Linked DNA regions of Homo sapiens: region 2 is linked to region 1. Evidence: chromatin loops called from intact Hi-C (ENCODE). Cell type or tissue: HepG2. All regions are shown on one strand.

Region 1 (2,500 bases):
TCATTTGGGATGCTGTTTCCCCAGCCAGCCACCCGCAATCTGTGTATGCGTGCTTTTTTTTTTTTTTTAAGATGGAGTCTCATTCTCACCCAGGCTGGAGTGCAGTGGCACAATCTCGGCTTACTGCAACCTCCACCTCTACTTCCAGGCTCTAGCTATCCTCCCACCTCAGTCTCCCAAGTAGCTGGGACCACAGGCACACACCACCACCCTGGCGATTTTTTTTTTTTTTTGCATTTTTGGTAGAGATGGGTTTTTGCCATGTTGCCCAGTCTGGCCTCCAACTCCTGAGCTCAGGTGATGCACCCGCCTCGGCCTTGCAAAGTGCTGGGATTTCAGGTGTGAGCCACCACGCCTGGCTGTGCATGTAAATAAAAACACACATCACATGCCTTTGGAGGCCCCTAGGAGCTGGCCCCTGCCCCTTCCCTCTGCCCATTCCCACATTCATCCCCGTCCTGCCACCTGAGGCTCTCTGAACCTCCGTGCTGTCTCAGCCTCCAGGGCTCGATTCATATGGGTGCCTCCACCTGAGACTCCCTCTTGTCTTCTCCTGGGTAGGAGCTATTGGTCCACGGAGCCTCCCTGTGGGTGTTCCTCCTCCAGGAAGTTGTGTCCACCTGCACACCCGCCCCACCCCAGAGCCTGGAGTGGACACTTGTCAGTGCTCCTGGGGTTCCTTCTGGCTATTTTCTGTTTTGTGACACTATTCAACCCCTCAAAGACCTTGAAGTCCTCAGGGTGGGGGTTGTGTTGCACTTACTGCTGCATCCCCAGAGCCAGCACAGCTCCTGGCCCCTAGGAGCCCCTCAGTGCCCCCACCCACCCCACCTAATGTGCGCAGGAGGGCAGATTCCAGACCTGTCCTGTCCCCGCCTGACCACCAAGAAGAAGGGAGGTGACTTAGTGGAGGGGCAGCTCCTCGGCTGGCCCCTAGGTGGCGCTGGCCCCCTGCATGGGATTCACCGTGGCGGGGCTGGAGAGGCTGAGGCTGGGAGCATGAAACCTCAGGGTAAACAGGGATCTGAGAACAGAACATTGCTTTAACATTAAAGCAGTTATATCAGAGAGTGGAAATGTGGAATACAGGCTAATTTAAAGATAACATAGAAAGCTTAGAAGAAACATGCTTGTGGCCAAATCTTTGGTTACTCTCAGGACTCCGGGTTCATTCTCCCCAGCTGGGAGGGCTATGTTGGAGCAAAAGTTTGAGATGCTGTCCATTCCGATAGTTCAACACCCTCAAGGGAGAGATTGGGAAACTGAGGCACAGTGCAGCACTGGGGCTGCCATTTTGCCCTCATCTTAACAGCTTGCCTACTTAAGCTGTTTTCCCATGAATGTGTCCGTGAGCACCTCACCATCTGGGTAACCCCGTGGAGGGGGCGTCCTCCAGTGCTAAAGAGGGTGCTCTGGTCTTCTCTCCCGGGCTCTCTCACCATCTCGCCCAGGCCCTCAGTTTCTACCTGCACAGCTTGCCAGACCTCCCACGTGAACTTCCCACCTGTGCCCCAAATCCAGCGCCTTCCTTCTGTGTCTACCTGGTCACCCCAACCCCTCCCTCTCTCGAACCTCTATAGCCACGCCCAGGGCCCAAGAGGCGTGGTCACTTCTTGACAGCGCTGTTCTCACCATAGCTCAGCACCTGTCCCAATACCCCCAAGTCCTCATGACCTCTCGCATGGACTTATGGTGGCAGTAATAATAGTAGTAGTAATTTTGAAAAATAGCAACTAAGGCTGGGTGCAGTGGCTCACGCCTGTAATCCCAACACTCTGGGAGACTGAGGCAGGAGGATTGCTTGAGCCCAAGAGTTTGAGACCAGCCAGAGTAACATAGCGAGATCCTATCTCTACCAAAAAAAAAAAAATAGCCAGACATGGTGGCAGCTACCTGGAAGGATTGCTTGAGCCCGGGAGGTTGAGGCCACAGTGAGCTATGACCCCACCACTGCACTCCAGCCTGGGCCATAGAGCAAGACCCCGTCTTAGAAAAAAGCAACAGACACGTATAGATAATACTTACTACATTCCAAACTGTTCTAGGCACTTTGCTTGCATTGGCCCATTTAATCCTCATACCTTTCCGGGAGGCAGGTACTTCTTATTCCCATTTTAGAGATGAGGAGACTGAGGCACATTGAGGTTAAGTAACCTGCCTAAGGTCACACAGCTATTATTAGGTGGCAGAACTAGGCAAATATTTCCTGGATGAGCCTCCTCCTCCCCTCACACTCACCTCCACCAGGCCCCAGTGTCCTAGAGCCTGCTCTGATTTTGTCTCCTACCAGCTTGGGGGTCATCAGAGTTCCCTGCAGGCCGCTGGGTGACATTCAGACATTTTTCACTGGGCATTCTAGGCTCTCCTCCAACCAGCCCAGCTTACTCTTCCACCCTGTGGTTCTGCCATCAAACTGGGCCTGGGTTCTATTCATTTCTCCCACAGAACCTCCTCTGACATCCATCTCTCCGTGCCCAGAGCCTTCCTGTGCCTCTAAGTC
Region 2 (2,500 bases), 340 kb after region 1:
GCCAGGATGGTCTTGATCTCCTGACCTCGTGATCTGCCCGCCTCGGTCTCCCAAAGTGCTGGGATTACAGGCGTGAGCCACCGCGCTCCGCCTGAATCTTCATTTGTTAATTCCGTTGTCAACAACAATTATTCCCCAAAGTCTGAGATTGTGTCACCTATGAACACCTTCTAGGAACTTGTAATTTTTTTTAAGAGACGTAATTCACTTAACATAAAGTTCACCCTTTTAAAGTGTACGGACAGAGGGTTTTAGTATACTCACAACGTTGTGCAATCGTCGCCACTATTCTAAGATTTTATGTTTTATTGTAAACTCTTTCCAGTATGTTTTCACACTCTACCTCCTGATCCTCAGATTCCTTGTGAAGCTGATCGCTGTCTTCCGAGGCGTTCTGTGGGCGTTGCTACTTTTGCCTCAAATGCTTTCCTAATTACAGTTTCACTTCAAAAGAAGAGGCAGGTGAAGTTACTAACGCTGCTGCCCTTGATTTAGAGTTAACAACCCACTAGCTAACGTACATGCTTGTTTTCATGCCTAGAACTCCCGTTTTACCATACGCGAGTTATATGTCAAATCTCATTAGTGACTGGTAGTCTGGTGGGCCACCAATGTGCTTTCAACGCCTGCCAAACAATTAGAAACCAGGGATCTTCCAATAAAGTGCTGTCTCCCATGTCCTCCCACTTCTGGCCCAGGACACCTGGGTTGCCTTTCTGTTCAGGCAGCAGCGCGTTTCTCCCCTTCATCTTTATGATACCACTGAAGAAATGAGGGATGTGCGGAATGAGGGGGCGGTGTGAGGGGGCACGAACTTGTTATTACGGCGTCGAGAACGCCAGATAGAGTAACCAAAGACTGATAGAATAAATAACGCTGGTGTGTGTAATTCGGGAACCCGGCCTCCCTAACTCCCGCTCCCGCCAGGAGCCCGAGGCGAGCTACGCGCGCGCCGCCGCCGGCCGCGTCGCCATGTGCGCTCCCCATTGGCCACAGCTGGCCCACGTGACCTCTATCGCCTAACCTGCTCGTCCGCGCGCGCGCTTTTTCCACCACAGAAAGCCTAGGGCGGGAGCGGGGTTCTCACTGGTTGCGCGGGTCGCGCGCCCAGCTAAAGTGCGCGAGGTGGTTCCGAGGACCTGGCGGCGCTCTCTGGCGGGGAGCCTGAGAAAATGCCTAAGTACTGTCCAGAGGAAAACTCTTACTGAGGAAGCAGGAGATTGAGGAGGTCCACCTCTCCCCTCAGTGGCTTCTGTCCGGGGCTGTGACACAGACAGACTGAAAATGGAAACCACAAGGCAGGAATGTGACTCGCTGAAGCCAAGATTTATCTCTTTGGGGGCGCTCTACACATACAAACATAACTCTTCGGGGGAAAATACATAATTTTTGTATGGGGAATTCAAAGCCACATTTTCTTAGAAGAGTTGAGGGTCGTGGGAAGTCCAGAGCAACCATCCTGATACACATCATTTAAGGGAAATTAGAAACTCCTGGGGAAACAAAGATGAGTAAAAGCAAAAGGAGGCCCTGCCCACCATTGCTGTGCGGGAATGGAGTGATTTGACAAGGGGCAGAAGTGTAATAATTACTGATGGGAAAGGGCTAAATAAATAAATGCGTGTGCATGTGTGTGTAAGTAGTATAAATGGGAAATATAATTGTAGAATTCAATAGAGAGTACAGTTTAGCTTATTTTTCTCTTTAAGAGTGCTTGGAAGCTTTGCTTTTGCTTTTTTTAATTTTTTGCCTCGATGGCTCACCAACCCTTCCTCCTCTAGATATACATTTTCTTTTTTAATTCGTTCATTCATTCCAGAAATTCTAGAACCTACTATATTCCAGGCACTGTGCTAGGTACTGAGATGACAGTGATAAATAAAAACAGTACCAGTTCCTTCAGTCATGGAGCGTATGGTCTGGTAAAGGAAGCAGACAGTAGTTAATTGCACATATCAATGTTAAATATAATGTGATAAGTGCTAAGGAGAGGTCTAGATGTCATAATGGGGGATTTGACCTAGCAGGGAGATCAGAGAAGGCTTCCCTCAAGATGCAACCCCTGACATGAGACCTGAAGGGGTTAAGGGGGATGGAGGTTGCAGACAGAGGGAGCAGCTTGTGCAAGGGAGAACTGGGAGCCTCTCCCCTTCCAATTACTGCCCATCTCACCCATTTCCACTATACATACATTAATCTTGCCCCTTAGTTCTCAGGAGACATTTGTTCTCTTAATTCCAAGTTCTTAGGGAGTGCCTGGTTGTAACCTACAATGATTGTTAAAGACAGTGTTATTCAATAGGTAAGTATACATATCTAATATACATATCAATATACATTTAATATACAATACATATTAATATACAGTCTAATATGCATTATCTCTGTTGTTTTGTATAAGAAAAATATACAATGACTGTAACAAATCGTAGGATATGATATATCTCAATAGAACTAAAAGTGCTGTAGACAAAGTAGTGAGAGATCACATGATTTTGGA

What was found. Hi-C counts contacts between places; a loop is a spot of excess contacts. Peaks named below come from ENCODE experiments on the same cell type or tissue, not always from the same donor. Only the 100,000 strongest peaks of a DNase experiment are listed, where the experiment ranks them.
Region 2: it touches region 1 in a loop (13-fold over the local background); 40 of 110 quality-filtered maps call a loop at or near these places.

What each region holds. Positions count from the first base shown.
Region 1 is chr6:36,757,786-36,760,285 of GRCh38, reverse strand. All of the region lies in intron 12 of CPNE5 (copine 5), which reads left to right. Among named protein-coding and RNA genes, the nearest start is that of RAB44, 61 kb to the right of the region's middle. RefSeq lists enhancers at 46-1,014, 850-1,039. In HepG2, a CTCF peak has its summit at 937 (motif pointing right); a DNase peak (open chromatin) is centred at 935; H3K27me3 peaks cover 1,322 bases.
Region 2 is chr6:36,421,952-36,424,451 of GRCh38, reverse strand. All of the region lies in intron 3 of PXT1 (peroxisomal testis enriched protein 1), which reads left to right. Among named protein-coding and RNA genes, the nearest start is that of PXT1, 20 kb to the left of the region's middle. In HepG2, a CTCF peak has its summit at 1,158 (motif pointing left); a DNase peak (open chromatin) is centred at 1,051; H3K4me3 peaks cover 1,593 bases; H3K27me3 peaks cover 446 bases.